Linked DNA regions of Mus musculus: region 2 is linked to region 1. Evidence: chromatin loops called from intact Hi-C (ENCODE). Cell type or tissue: gastrocnemius. All regions are shown on one strand. Links, peaks and the distances in the headings refer to the core of each region. The heading gives the core; the rest is flanking DNA.

Region 1 (8,158 bases), core at 1,531-6,530:
TAAAGCACAATAAGAAAGACTTTGTTAGACACTGTCACTAAGTGGCAAATGCTACTTGTTTAACACTGTAACAAAGTGGCAAATGCTCCCTGATCCCAGCAAGGGCGTGAGTCTATTCTAGAACAGATGATAGTCAGTAGGTGGAGACAAGAGGGTCTTGCTGAAGATGGGCCAGGGAGCAACATCACTAAGGCACGGTGGAAGCTAAAGAACTTGATCAGATATGGAGTGGTCCCTTATTGGAGGGCAAGACACTTGCTAAACTGACAGAATGGGGGTTGTAAAAAAAAAAAATGAGTTTTACAAAGGATTGCAAAGATGGGCCCCAGGAAAGGGTCTTGACTAAAACAAAGAACCTCTATCAGAAGGCAACGAATAACAGGCATAACGGAATTATGGTGTGCCAGAAAGCGGTAAATCTTAAAGGGAAAAAGAGTGCCAGGTTACGCAGCAAAGGGATCATTTGTTCTCATTTGCAATGGGCATGCCATGTGAGCAGACACTGAGAAAGGGAGGGAGTGGCCAGGAGCGCTCTAGAAAGACAGCTCTCAGGCAGGAAGTGGCCACAAAGGGGCTCTGTGGAGGGGCAGAACCTGTTGCGTTCCAGACACACTAGGACACTGCTGTGTCTGGAGACAAGTGAGCTAAGACAGGAGGCGCTGAGGGTTGAGGCACAGGAATCTGCAGGGCCTTCCCTGCCACTGCTAGCCAGCCAGCTCTTGCATGAAAGCAATGAAGCCACTACAGGTTTCCAGGAGAAGTGTGCCACCTAACCATCTACATCTGGAAATGGACTCTCTGGTTTCTGCCTTGAGATCAGATTCTGAGAGACAGTCCAGACAGCCGTGAGAAGGACCCAGATGACAGGTGACAGTGGCAGGACAGGAGTGGTGGCATTGGAGATATAAGCAGTGGAGAGAGCCTGCTTGATCCTGAGGGTGGATCCCAGACAGTCAAGGTGACTCTCAAGAAATGGATCCCAAGAAGAAGTGGCAGGATCATCATTAGCTGGGGTTGTTTGGCCTGTGGGAAAAACAGACATGGGAGGCAGTAAGAAACTAAGCTCAATTTGGAACACAGTAGGTGTGGGAGGACGATTGATCCCTGAGGTTGGCTTTTGAGTACATGAGGGTGTCATTCAGGAAAGAGCTCTAAATGGTGACTGACTGGTATCCACCAATGATATCCAGAGGGAAACGGAAAACTCTAGATCTGAAGGCCAGAGGCTCTGTCAGCCCAGGTCTGGGAAGAGTGGAGACTGAGGCAGAGGTGGGGTAAGAGCTGACCAGCGTACCTGAGAGACCTACCTGTGCCAAGAGGGTCCTTCCGAAGCTGAAGCCAGCAATGCTTTTTAATTTCTATAATCCTGTTTAATTATATGCACTGATTAATTAAAGATTGATCGCTCACCGAAAGCTGCATCATTAAGCAAAGCCATATTATATAGAAAACAGGGCAGAATCCACATCGCACTGAACTCACAAACATTTCCAGGTTATAATTTATCCCTTACCTTTAATTTACTTGTAATTAAAGTGAAGACATTTTTCCACACAATACACAGCATGGTTAATCTTGTTGCTATTTTTCTCTGGGCTTTTGCAAAATGTAAGCATTCTGCTCTACTCTGGTTTACGATGCCCTGTCATTTAAAACACCTGGATCTTTATAACCACTGGAGATTAAAGTCATAACTCTCCAGGCCTGCAGAATCACCCTTTGTTATGCACTGGCTTGAGTCTCCCTAGTAACTAATGCCTTGCCCTGATGGGAAAACCAAGTAGGAGGAGTCAGGGAAGATCAAGTGGGCGGAGTCAGCCCCCCCAACCCAGTAAGGTAAGTCAGGCCTCTTCCTCCACTCCCTGATTGGTCCCTTGTCCTCTGCAGCCCCAGGATGGACATCGGATGGTTCAGCAGTTCCAGTTCCTGGGCTGGCCGATGTACAGGGACACGCCCGTGTCCAAGCGCTCCTTCTTGAAGCTCATACGCCAGGTGGACAAGTGGCAGGAGGAATACAATGGCGGCGAAGGCCGCACAGTCGTGCACTGCTTGTGAGTATCCCAGAGCTCTCACCTCGGGTGACGTGCCCCATTTCCTCCACGCAGCTCGCCTTCCCCTTGCTGTACATACAGAAGAAACTAGAAGCCCCACAGAGTTTGATTTAATTCACCATTTTAAATCTAATAGTCCAGTCCTGGTACCTGGGACTCTGCGCTCTTCCTTCTTGTGTCTTCCATCCTTTGCCACATGCCTTCCCCAGTGGTGCAATGCCTCATCACGGGCTTGAACCCACAGGACCAGCCAGTCATGGAGAGCTGTGGGCCGTCATCTCCATATGAACTGTTTAATTCCAGTGTTTGTTACAGGGACTGAAAGTTGACAAGCGCAGAACCAGTGTCCTCTAAGGGTGACATCTAGGGCAACAGTTGTAGTAGGTGCTAAAATGTAAAAAAGCCTCCAGCCAGATGCTTCCAATGGGACGTGTACAGTGGCAGTAAGCATTGCCTTCAGGCCACACTGAAACCAATTAACTCCCAGTCTCCACGTGGTACCCGGGCATCTGTGCACGGAGAACTCCTGGATGAGTCCTGCATGCTGTCAACGTTGAGAGCCTCGAGGAGAGAGTGCCTTGCTTCCCAGAGCACTTTCACCCACACTTTCTCACTGGCAGGGATGTACAGCTAACTATCCAGCTGAACTGGCCTAACGGAACAGGCAGTTAAAGAGCATGGCAGTCGGGGAAGGTGCTCAGACATCTGGGCCAGTTAAGGGTGTGAGCATACGCTGTGTTTCTGAGGAGAATCCTTAGACCCATATGAGAAGATCAGTCCCAGATTGAAGGGCAATGAGCTTTTCTGCAGACCAGACCACCCTAAGTTTATGTGGCAAGTGGGTAAGAGGCCGGGTTATCCCCTGCTCCCTGCCCTTACCTCAGGCAGTGGAAGCCCTGAATTCTCCTCAGTCCCTTGGAAAGAGTCTCCAGAACATCCCAGCTCCCACCTAAGTCTTCCCCGTCTGTCTTGTGAGGAGCACTATACCCCTCCCTCACCGCTGTCTCCTCTCCGTTCCTATCCATGGACTCGATGCTTCAGAAATCTATTCCATCCCCCTTCTTATTCGTCAGACTCAAAAGAAGCGTTCACCGTACTCAGTGGATCGAATTGCAGCAGCCTTTCTTCCCCGGCCTAGGCAGCCATCTTCCAGTAACTTGCCATGATGACACGTACTAACATCGAATAGGCACACACACTATGTTCTCCAGGCCTCTTAGGAAATACAGAGTTGGACTTGTAGGGGAAGGAAGCCAGGTACATGCAAATCTACAAGAAGGGTGATATTGTCACCATCCGAGGAATGGGCACTGCTCACACAGAAACACCCCGTAAGCGTTGCCCTGGACAAGAGTCTACTATATCACTCAGCACGTCGTAGGCGTCATTTTGTAAGCGAGTGAGTTAAGGCAAGAGCCCTGCCAATGGATGTGCAGGTTGAGCCTATCAAGCGCTCTGCGAGCCAAGATGGCTTCCTGAAATGACGGAAGGGAAACAACCGAAAGGAAACCAGAGAGAAAAACCCCTGTATCCAACTGCTGCTCCAGCCTGCCCCGCCCAGACAAGATCACTCAGTAAGGACGACGGGAAGGAGCCTGGGTCACTGGAGCCCAGTGCACATGAACTCCTAGCTAACATACAAAAAGAAATAAAGAACCTAAGCTATTTAAAAAAAAAAATCCCAGCAGGGAAATTAACATCCAGTTAGCTGACATTAGATCTGTAAGACTTTGGTTTGCATGGGGTTGTTTTTGTTTTGTTTCATGGTCCTGGAGATAGAATCCAGAGCTTTGGGCATGCTAGGCCAGTGCTCTACTGCCAGGCTGCAGTCCCCGAACAGTTGTTTATAATCTTACTATTAAAAGTGGTTTTCAAATAGCCCTTCCACATCATATCTGGAAGTGTAACTTATTGTGAGCCTGGACTAGCTTTCTAACAGAATTCAGTTCTGGAACCCTCAAGAATAGGTCACGAGTGGGGATAGATGAAAGAGGGAGGGGCATGAAGGAAATATGCAAAGGCCTGTTCCATCACTGCGCCTTGCAGGCAACGTTCTTCCAAAAGCCGGCTGTGACCCTCAAGCTAAGCAGACACAACCCGTTCTGTGTGGTGTCTCTAAGAGCGGGCAATTTGGCTTTCACAAAGAGTGGGGGGTGTCTGTTATTCCCCCCCTGCCTACCTGACTTCCCTTCTTATCTTCTGTTGGGGCACCACACCCTCAAGCTCCCATAATTCCCGGTGCAGCTGCTCCTTGCTTTCTGGGTATAATGTTGGGTGTGATACTCAGACCTGGAGAGAAACTGCTTTGCTTTGCTTTGCTTTGCTTCCTTCCTTCCTTCCCTTCTTCCTTTCCTCTCCCTTTCTTTTCTTTTCCTCGCTTACAAGAAGGTTTAAACTGGTATCTTCCAGTATTGGTCAGGAAGTTAAAATAATAATAATAACAATAATAATAATAAGCTTTGTAAGCTGTTTAGCAGTCCTCTGTGAGGTATTCTGCATGTTGCAGCGCCACCTATTGGTGAGGGCAGAGAACACCTGCATGAGAGCTTTGCAGGTGGAGTGGTTCCCTAGGCCAGATGATACTCAGGGGAGTGTATGCAGAGAATTCTCTTCCTTCTTATAAATGTCTTACTGTTTTTAAAATAAAACTATGTCCTCATTCTGAAACTGTGGAAAGAGTGGACGTGGTCGTGAGCAGCTGTTGAAACAGGAGGTAAAAAGCCAATGAGCAAGGACCATGGAAAAATCCGTACAAAGAGCAAACTCAGAAGCAGAAGCAGATGCGCTTGTGTCGCCTGACCAACAGCAAGTGACTGCAGGGCAGCGGGGACACTGGACACATCCACCTCACTCCTTTTGGATGTACCATCCCCAGCTGTTGAAAGCAGAGAGCAGAGCTTCCATGAGAACACGTGGGAGGAACTCCTCGAGAGCAGGAGGTTAGCGAGGGCTGAGTAAGAGTGAGAGAGGGCACAGAATACTGGCCACCGGGGAGATGTGGTGATGCACTGAATTTCACTGAAATGATGACCTCATTTACAAGGTGTGCATAGATAAGGAGAGAAAGCAGGAGGAGGGCGCTGCAAGCCACACATCTGCAAACCGTAAGAACAAGAACATCCAACCCCTTAGTGTTTAATGAGCAAAAGGGTTAACAAGGATCACACGTTGGAAGAGAAAGCGTGGCGTGTAGCTTCATGGTAGAACCCTTGTCTAGCATACGCAAAGTCCTGGGTTTGATTCCCAGCACTGGAGAGAGAGGGAAACAAAAACAAAAACATCTAAAGAGAGGTAACCAACACCATTTGGGGTTTAGTGGAAAAATCCTCATTAAAACCACTGCTTGCCCATCAGAACGGCTGAATATTTGACAACACAAAACAATGTTCCCAAGGGCTAGAGATGCTGTAGAACTGACCAGGGTACAGCAGTGTGAGGAAGGGAGGAACTCGGGGGCTGACGGAGACACTGTGTGTGGATCCGATAGAGCCAGCGAATGCACATTTGCAAAACGTAACTCCAATACCTACTGGAGAGTTATATACTCAGTGATATCCAACCAGCCATGTTAGGCCAATGAGATATCTCATCAGGTCAAGGCGTTTGCTGCACAAGCCTGCCTAGAACTCACATAAAAGCGAGAGGAAAGAGGATCTACTCCACAAAGCTGTCTTCCAGCCACCATGTCCATACTGTGTCTCGCCACTCCCTCAGAATGATAGCAGTGCCAGGCTTAAGAATGTGGGAAAGGCTAGTTACCTCTCACAAAAGAAGCCAGTGCATGGAGAGTACAAGAAGATCATTCTAGAAAATACAGATGTGATCCAAAAAAAAAAGAAGAAGGCGGTAAGAACATGGACTCCTCATGGCTAGAGCAGGATTGTTTGGGGGGCAATGAAAATAGTGACTGGTAGATCTTAGCACACATAATACAGTTCCCAGCTTTTATTCATCACTATACCAACCTGTCAAGGTCAGTATAAATAATAAAAACAAATACATTTTCAAATGGTAGGAGAGAGAGCTATTGCTTATGGTAGAATGCTGAACACAGGAAGAAAATATAAAGCCAACATTAGACAAATAAGACAGTCGTAATTAATGGCTGAAAACAAGACCTGCCCCTGTGTGTGAAAATCAAGGGTGATTGAGGAGAATCAGTATATTTACATAGTCCCAAGGTTTCTCACCCCAAAATGCGTATTAACTACTAAGAGAAGGATGATAACTTGATGGTGAAAATCCTTACCAACATCGTCCTATGGGTAAGATGAACATCCTGGGGCCAAGACACATCAATGCATGGATCCCCACAGAGGCTGTAAGACTCCTGCTCTGGCTCTCTTCATGAAGTCCAATCCCTCATCTCCAGTGACAAAAAAAAAAAAATATATATATATATATATATATATATATATATATATATATATATATATATATATATATGTATATATATATAATCAAATGAACCCAGAGGGAAGGACAAAGCACGGTGGGACTTGGCAGGGACCTTTTCAAACTGTGGCCAGGACACAGGACAGGTCTCTTCTAAGCCTTTCTACATTCCAAATTATGTATTCTACAAAGCAGCCAGCCAGATCGCCTCAGAAGTAGCCATATGAAGAAAGACAAGGGAAAGGTGATAGACAGGTGACCCCTTCAAAGACTGGAGAAGGTCAAGGAGATGTGAGAAACAGCTGAATGCAAGATTAGATCCTGAGCCACAAAAGGGCCTTACTGCAGAAACCGGTAACAAAGATGGAGGCCTGTATCATAGTTCAGCCCAGTGTGGTGGCACCGTTCTTTCTGACTTTGATGGCGTGTGGTGGTTATGTTAAATGTGCACCACGGGTTGGGCAAGGGAACGCTGTGTGCTGTATTTACAATGGTCTCATGTGTTTAAACTTAGCTGGTTTTTTGTTCGTTGAAGATTTTAAATAGCCCTCATGTTTCAGCGATAGAGAAATTCTAGTAACCTTCAAAGGTCAAGTGCTTGCACATACCCCCACCCCTTGTCATTAATTTTCCTTATCAGTAAGGTACCATATCAGAAATAATAGTCTGGGTCACAGATAAAGCGAGATTCGAACCGTGGGCGACATGCTAAGTCAGCTAGCTCTCTTTGCACCTTCATTCTGACCTTTCTCTGGGGTTCAGACCATATGTCTCAGGCCATGGGTGAGAAGCAGCATGACCACAAACATTGTCCAACTGTCTCATTTCCTCTATGACAGGAACGGAGGAGGCCGCAGTGGTACATTCTGTGCCATCAGCATTGTCTGTGAGATGCTCCGACACCAGAGAACTGTGGATGTCTTCCATGCTGTCAAGACATTGAGGAACAACAAACCAAACATGGTGGACCTCCTGGTAGGATGCCCCTCTGCCCTGACAAATAGGGTGTCCCAGAGTTGGTATCAGATTCCTCTCCAGCCTCCACATTGGAGCTGCATACTCAGAGAGGAGACTTATAAAACTGATTGTGAATCTTCTGCATATAGTAGTCAATGCTCAAAATCAATATGGTGTCAGTATTCCTTGACCAGCTAGTTCCCCAAATAATCACACAGACATTTTAATATTTTAAAGCTTAGACCGCCTAGCCCCATCCAGCCACATGGGTAGTAAGACCTTCTAGGCCCACAGTGACATCTATCTCCTCCAGTGTCTCCTAATGGAAGGCCTCTTCCTTCTTCTTCCCTTTCTCCCTCCTAAGAAGTCCCACCTACCTCTCTCTACTGCCCAATCACAGGCTTTAGCCTTTTATTGACCAAGTAACTAGGGAGCAAGGTTTGTGCAACACAAGCTGGTATACATGAGAACATACTCATCTTTGGACAGCCAGATCTAGGGGTACAGAACTTAGTATTTGAATCCATAGCAGCACCAGACCAAGCCCAAGAGAACTTCATTTCTGAAGTACAGCACACTGTTTTGTTCATGGGCCTTTTTCTTTTCCTCCTCTTCTCTCCGTCCTTTCCTTGCTTTCAGAGGAGACTACCACAGCTTGATTGAAATGTAGAAAGAGCTGAAACTTCCAAGTGAACATTCTTATTAATTTCCCTTCCTGGCAGTGCCTTCCACGTGTCTAAGCACTTAGTCTTAGT
Region 2 (8,158 bases), core at 977-5,976, 490 kb before region 1:
CATCTCTCCAGCTCCAGTGTTGAAAACGCTGTCTTTTGTACATTGCCAATTTTAGAGAATGTATCCAACACCTTCATCCTTACTAATAGACTTGAAGACATAGGCTGTGTCTGATCCCATGCTTTTAAATCTAGAAAAAATGGAGTTCCTGGGCTTGGTTTTGGGAAATTCTAAAATCCTCAACTCGTCATTTATTTTCATGACATTTGTTTGTTCTTGCCTATGCTGTTGAACACAAGAAACATCCCGGGATCTCACACCTTGTGGAAACACTGTGACCTCCCTAATTATTCTCTATAAACAAAGTGTCTCTTAACTTATTGGAGTCCTGGGGAGTGACAGGATACAATTTGCCAGTAGGTCAACCACTGAGCTGATGACAAGTGACCTTTCTAGCATTGCAATCAATGCTTGTTATTTGGGAAACAAAATGATACAGTGTGTAGCCTTCAGCTGGGAGGTCACTGGCTCTCACCAGCATTGACAGACGACTTTGTTACTTGGCCCAGATGAGTCAGTTCAGACAGGAATGTTAATTTCTGGGAGGGAGAGACGGCTCCTGATTAAGAGCATTTGTGGCTTGCTTTTGATGAGATCGAGAGGTCAACTCCCAGGACCCATGGGGGACAGCTTTACATCTGTGTGTAGCTGTAGCACCAGGGGATCTGATGCCCTCTTCAGGCTGTCCTGGGGACTGCACTCACACGCACATACATATACTCACACAGATACACAGATCAAAAGTAACAAAAGTGATTCTTTAAACATAATGTTAATTTCTTTTAATCTATCTGGACCTTGGTCACCAGAAAAGGTTGAACGATTTGTCTATGGCACAATTTATTATGTCTAATTGGTTGTTAAAAACAGTAGTCAAATAAAGGCTGCTAAAGTATACAAAGTGCCCATGTTAGACAATAGCACTACGCTGATGTGGGCAAACATTCACTACTATTTTGTTTACAGTTTCCCTATTGTTTTGTGGAAAATGATCTTAAACGTGTAGGCTTGTGTGGGTCACAGCCAAACAAAATCTATTCCCATGTTTCCTGAAATTCGTGTGGTGAGGTCAAAGAAGAGTTTATGCAGGTGAATAGCTGTCAAGTGAGTGACAGGCAGTGGGGAGCTGAGAGCCAATGCAGCCCCTGTGGTTGTTAGCAGTGGTGTTGGATCATTGTGGAAAGAGATGAGCTGACAGCACATGTAGCCTTTGCCATCGTTAGTCGACCTGGATAATTGCTTCACTGTCTCCCAGACATGCTGGGGTATTGTGCATCCGTGTTGCCTATTTTATACACGAACACATCTGCCTTGACTGATGAGATGTGAAGAAGCTTGCCGATCAAGGATAAGTTTTACCATGTTTTCCGGCTTCTTGCCGTCTTGGCTGTAGACTGTGGGAACATAGAGGATCTTTTATGCTGAGTGACTCATGCTGGAACCAATCCCTAGCTTCATAGGCTGGTTTTATAATATTTGGACATAAGGTCTTGGGGAGGTTAAGGTTCCTAAAGTCCTGAGGGTGTGGCCCCATGGAGGGGTTTGTAGGGCCCCAGGCAGACATGACCTCTCCTTGTTACTGTGTGATGCTCTCTTCAGTGCTGTGACATAGCACAAAGCCTCCATGGGTACCAGTGGAACAAGATTAAATTCATCTGCCTTCACTGCCATGGGGGATGAGCATTTCTTTATAAAATGCCTGGTCTGTGGTCTCTGTGGTGACACCAGAAAACTGTCCTCCAGATGTCACACTGGGCTAACTGTAGGGTACCTAGGAAGAAAATAAACTATGTATTGCACCTCTGAGGATTTAGGAAACAAATCTCAGACTCTTCAGTGGTAGGATGCCTTTCATATCTGAGATTTTTTTTTAAAGATTTAAAGTGTCAATGTGGGTAATGCCTACTGCTAACTTTCGGATTATGTAAGAAAACTGGGCAGGGAGTGGGGGTGGGGAACACAAGGAGAATGAGCATCCGTCCGTTCCCTTGGGCAGCAGAGCAACACTGTACCTGTGAATGGGTGAGAGGAACGTGGGGACAGGACTGTCAAGTGTTCTGTTATCATGGAAATAGTTTTATTTGAGGTTCCCTGGAAGGATCTCAGGGACTTTGGGGGTCCAGGAAGATGCTCGGAGAAGTCCTGTGAAAGGCTTTCTTAAGAGATGACTACCTCAATTTATAGTTTGCAGAGAAGCCAGCAAGGAAAAGAGGGGAAGAACTTCTAGAAACTGAATAAAGGATACCCCTGGGGATGATAATTCACTCTCTCTTTGAATAAAGATAATATAAATAGTTCATTCGGTTACTGAGTTCTTTATACTAACAAATACATTTCACTAGAGCTTCAAATAAAATAATACACGCCGAATGGCATCTTAGCAGGCAACATAACCGTGTGTGGATGTTATTAATTCTGTGAAGGGTGAGTTTATGAAATCTCATGCTCCAGAACAATTGGAAAATAGGATTAATATTCATACATTTGAAATTGAGTATAGGATTTCTAAGGAATAGAAGGCAGAGTAAAGTGAATTATTCAAACATATATATGAGCAGGGCCATCTAAATTCATTCAGTAGTACCACTTCTGAGGTTTTTAACTGCTAGCTGTCATATATAGTGTCATGATAAAATCAGTTCGACTTCTTCTATTATGAAATGTATAGTGACAAGATGGTATAAAGATGACTAAACACGTTTCAGAGAGACTTGGAAATGGTGCTTGATGGAAATTATATAAAAATCAATAACAGTTCACCTCACGGGTGGGTTTTTCCTCACCCCCATCCATAGGTCACTCATGGGAGGGGACAGATTTATTTCTAGAGGAAAGTTCTGTGTTCTACTTGGATTTGCTGATATGTCAAAGGTATGAACCCTGACTTTTATGGTAATATAGTTAAGGCAGTGATTTGAATAGTTTTCTTTAGCTTGTATGCTATAAGCTTGGAGGGGAAGAAATAGATGATCTCTTAGCTCATTGGTTCTCTCTTTCCTTAAATATTTTCCCTTAACAGTTTCACATGTGTACACAATGAGTGCTGACCCATCCCCCACCTCAGATCTTCCCACAACATCCATTCACCTCCCTCCAGCCCACAGTTTGGTTTCCTGTCCATTTTCACTTTATTTTGGGACCCACTGGGTTTTTTTTTTTTTTTTTTTTTTTTTTTTTTTTAAGTTATACTCTTGTGGTATGCCTATCATGATCAGGCACTGATTTTGTGTCCTCCAAGATGAAGAGCTTTTTTCTCAAGCACAACTTCAGAATGAATTCATTACCTTCACAGAGAGACAGAAGATCTCCATGAAATGGCCCCGTTTGGTTCATACACTGTTGACTTTGGCAAGCAACCAACCAACAACCAGAAACACCACACTGTTGCATTTCAACCTTTGATGACTAAAAGCTGTAGCTGTGCTAGACAGAAATAAGCACATTGGAATCTCCCAGAAAAGGTAGTGCTTTCTTACTCAGTTCCTTCGGATAAGCTTTCAGCCAAGCCACACCTTCTGCTCTTGGTAATTCCTCAAATTCCCCAGCAGGTGGAGACTTGTAATCCTTCAGCCTTTTACTGGGACCAGGGCTCCAGGCCCCAGGTGTCTGGCTTGACTTCTGCTTCAGATGCAGATACTTAAAGTGTGACAATGAATATTCCCTAGGCCTCTGGCCTGTTTGGGCCTGTGGAGAATTCTTATTTATCTTTGCACTGCATATAGTCATCTATCGTTAGTAATCTGTAGTGGATAAGACCAATGTTTTCTTTAAGGACTCATCCCCAGCAGAGCAGGGGGCAGAGATTTCCTAGAGCACTGCCTATGGTGGGGAGCCAGTACCAGGCCAATCCTAACCTCTGTGTGGTTCAGAGTCAATCCCAGTGGTCAGATCTGACCACAGACTTCTGAAGTCATCATAAGTAGAGAGTCTAGTCTTATTTTCCTCTGTGTCCCCAATAACACAAAGGGAAAGGGATTTCTAAAAAGTGTTCCTAGCTACGTAGGATCTTATAATTTAGGTAAATGTGGGTTTTTTTTTTCTCTATCTCTCTTGACTGCTTTATATTTAGTTCAAGTATATTAAAGAAGAGATTCTTAGAATTTTTTTTTTATTTGACAAGCTCAATAATACCTTTCAAAATTAAGAACTGTTACAAAGCCTGTTAGAGCCTTGGTATTTGCTGCATTTGTGGCTATTCTTGTTATTTGTACCAATCTCCCTGGAAAGATGATTGATTTTCAATTCTTAAGCCCAGTGCTTTTCTGTACTAAGGAACTTGCATCCAGAAAACTGAAAGGAAAAGAAAAGAAAAGGAAAGGAAAGAAAAGAAAAGAATCAGAAGCTAATTTGCAGGGAATGGTTGTAAGCTTGAGAACTGGAGAAGAAAGTTGGTTAAGCACACGTGTATATTCGTGCACCAAAACAGATAAGACATAAACATGGAAACCAAAGAACAGGCTGTGATGGGGGTGATGTATGTGTGTAGGTGGTAGATAGGAATAAGGCACTGTGGTAGATATGTGTAAATATGTCACAATAAAACCTATTCTGTATTGTAGCTTAAAAACGAATAAACAAGAAAATGAACTGTGACCAAGGGATTTGCCTTTTAAGGGAACTTGAGTTTGTCTTGTGTGTGCATTATAGTAGAAGGCTTTGTCTGTAATACTTCTCAATTTGCAGAAGTGTCATACTCCTAGCTAAGCCATGATTTCTTTCATTCTTATAGGACACTGTCATTTTCTTTGTATGCTCCTTCATAGGAACACATAAAGTAGCTACCTACAAATGGCTATTGACTTGTTGGATGACTTCTGAGAGTGCAACATGTCTGAGCTGAGTAGGCCTTGTCATCTAGATCCCTAGCTTAACACTTGAGGTTTTCTAATGAATACAGAACTCTTTCGATTTTGTTAAATTTGGAGAGGCAGGGGTCTCTGTGTTAACCCAGGTGCTGTGATAAGCAGATCTCATAGTGTAAGGCTTTACCACTTTGAATCCCTAGTTTCCATCTCTTCTATGGTCCAGGGTGGTTCCAGATGGGAGGGTGAACCTGGTTGAGGTCTGCACACATACATCTAAGCTGCGGCAACCCTGGCATCTTCAACACATTTCCTGAGATTGCCCTCAAGGGGGATATTTACATGGGACATGAAAAGAACCCAAGAGGACCATGTGACCAGATTTCTCTGGGTTGTTCCTGTATTGAGGGAGGAGGACTTCGAGTGTGTGGCTGAGTGAAGACGCCTGTAGAAAATACGTACTATCAGCTTCTGCCATACTTGTCCTGAGAGGACTTATCCACTAGTCCCAGTATATACTATTAGAGGAGAAAATCATTTAAAATTACATACAACGATGATCCTTTTTATTCTTTAAAGAAATACCACCTTAAAACATTCAAACACTTGAGTAAGATACTGTTTAGACACATTGTCCTGTTTTGGTATAAATAGGCATGAGGGATTAATATGTAACTCCAAGGTCTTGGACAGCTAGATCCTTGCCTCAGCTTTATATTATGTCAGACCCTAAGATTTCTATAAAATATTTGCTCAACTTTGATAAGATAATTTCCCAGATAGCGCAAAGATAGATGAGCATATATTGCTACTTAATTCAGTCAAGCAAATATCATTGAATAAATGTCAGCTCTGCTAGAGAAATCACTGCACAGAACCTCTCTGGATAATATATTTATCAAAAAATCAATACCGAAGGTAAACAGATTTTTAATGCATCCGAAGGATCTTCCTTAATAAACCCAAATGCCAACCTATAATTTAAAGCTATTGATACCAGCAAGTATTTATAGATGACACCATCATGACTTTTATATGGCATGCTTAAGAGTAGTCTTCTATCTACATCTAACTTGGTTTTAACCTTGTGCTTGGGGAACAGTGATTCACTGTGCATTGGCTTAGAGGCTCCTCCGCTTGGGACTACCCTGGCCTCTCTTTCCAGAGAGGGTAGCTCTGGAGGGCTCAGAGCCTATAGCTTTTCTGGCTTCTCCCTTTCTGTTAGGTTCTGCTGTGTGCTACTGGTCTTGTTTCTCTGCTGTCTGTCATCTCTCTGCAAACATCTGTGTCCAGCTTCCAGCTTCTTGTGACTCATCTTCTTTGTGGGCCATCGTTTTTGAATTTTGAATCTGCTATTTAAATGATTGGCCTTTATTTTTTAAATTAGTCCATCACAAATGATTTGGAATATACATTCACATATATTCCAATATAAATGTTCGTGTGTGTGTGTGTGTGTGTGTGTGTGTGTGTGTGTGTGTGTGTGTGTTAGTCAGGGTTTCTATTCCTGTGCAAAACATCATGACCAAGAAGAAAGTTGGGGAGGAAAGGATTTATTCAGCTTACACTTCCATGTTTCTTTTCATCACCAAAGGAAGTCAGGACTAGGACTCAAGCAGGACAGGAAGCAGGAGCTGATGCAGAGGCCATGGAAGGATGTTCCTTACCGGCTTGCTTCCCCTGGCTTGCTCAGCTTGCTTTTTTATAGAACCCAAGACTACCAGCCCAGGGATGGCACCAACTACAAGGGGCTGGGCCCTCCTCCCTTGATCCCTAGTTGAGAAAATGCTTTACAGCTGGATCTCATGGAGGCATTTCTTCACCTAAAGCTCCTTTCTCTGTAATAACTCCAGCTTGTGTCAAGTTGACACACAAAGTCAGCCAGTACAGTGTGTGTGTGTGTTTGTGTGTGTGTGTGTGTGTGTGTGTGTGTGTGTGTGTGTGTATGTATGCCTATGAGCATTCAAGTTGCATACCACTAACTTCAATATCCTTTAACTAAGTGACTTCATTCATGTTGTTGCACTCTGAGCCTCAGGCTCCTCATCTGAAAAGTGGAGAAAGAGTCTCGGGTCACATTCTTACAAGAATGGAACGAAAGCAGTGTCTAACACACACACACACACACACACACACACACACACACACACCCATCATAGTTTATGGATCATGTTTTAGATAGGAGCAATGTATGTTTAGTCTCCTGAACTTTCACATTGACTCCCCTTCTGAATCACACTGTATCCAGATCCGCTTGGTGTTCCTGGCTGTGTACAGTGTGAGGTAGCCATGGAATTTATTTTCCTCTGCATTCTGAAAGCAGACGTCAAGTTGCCACAGCCTCACTTATTGGAAAGAGGACATTCCCTCATGGATCAAACAGCGACCTTGTCGGCTCCATGATTCTTGGGTTAAAACCCCAGCTTCCAAAGTAAGAAGCATATTTGGAAGTAGGCTTCTGAAAGAGGTGAGTAAGGTCAAATGAAGCAATTCAGGTGAAGACTCATCCAATGCGGCAGTCTGTGCCCCTGTAATTGAAGGGAAGCACCATTGCTCTGTTCACAGAGAGAAAATGCCAAGGAAGGGCAAGGGCACGAGAGAGCACAGGCTCAGAAGGAGCCAGCTCTGCCAGCACCAGGTGCTCAGACTTTACACATTCCAAAATGGAGGAATCAATTTTGATTGTTTAAATCATTGAATTTGAGTCGATTTCTCCCCCACCCCCTGCACTGTTGGGGATCAAATAGAAGGTTTTGTATCTGCTAAGCAAGCCCATTAGACAGTTCTTGTGAGGAAGAGTGTGTGTGTGTGTGTGTGTGTGTGTGTTAAGACCCTTGTGTGTGTGTTAAGACCCTTGTGTGTGTGTGTGTGTGTGTGTATATATATATATATATATATATATATATATATACATATATATATATATACACACACACACACACACACACACACATATATATATGTGTGTGTGTATATATATATATATATATATATATATATATAATCAAAGCCCTACCTTACTAATAAACGTCCTCTCCCTGTTGATTGTCCTGGCACTTGCATGGGCTTATTTTGTACCTGCTGGCTATGACACGGTCAGCTGTTCAAGCTAGGGATGTCATGTTGACAGATGTCACTTGAGTCAGCAGCCTCTTGAACTCAAGAGTGTCTTCCCTGGCACTCTCTGGGACTGGTCATGGTGAGTCATTGAAACTAAAGCTATTCTCTTCCTCCATGCTGTTCCTAACATGTGACCCTTTGGAAATCTGGTTGAAATTTTCTTCTTTCCCTTATCTAGCCCCACTGAGTTGTTCAGCAAGGACCAGGCTCTGAGGATCATGGTGTTGAATTTCCTT

The links. A loop is a pair of places that touch in the nucleus more often than their neighbours do. Peaks named below come from ENCODE experiments on the same cell type or tissue, not always from the same donor. Only the 100,000 strongest peaks of a DNase experiment are listed, where the experiment ranks them.
Region 2: a loop joins it to region 1, with 3 times the contacts of the local background. A loop is called at or near these places in 5 of 42 quality-filtered maps.

What each region holds. Positions count from the first base shown.
Region 1 is chr17:66,677,264-66,685,421 of GRCm38, reverse strand. Ptprm (protein tyrosine phosphatase, receptor type, M) reads left to right here. Exons shown (of 31, transcript NM_008984.2): 29 at 1,888-2,051; 30 at 7,286-7,421. Among named protein-coding and RNA genes, the nearest start is that of 1700016K05Rik, 33 kb to the left of the region's middle. In gastrocnemius, for the core only: a CTCF peak has its summit at 4,576 (motif pointing left); a DNase peak (open chromatin) is centred at 4,565.
Region 2 is chr17:67,171,376-67,179,533 of GRCm38, reverse strand. All of the region lies in intron 2 of Ptprm (protein tyrosine phosphatase, receptor type, M), which reads left to right. Among named protein-coding and RNA genes, the nearest start is that of Gm52313, 120 kb to the left of the region's middle. In gastrocnemius, for the core only: a CTCF peak has its summit at 3,538; a DNase peak (open chromatin) is centred at 3,586; H3K27ac peaks cover 294 bases.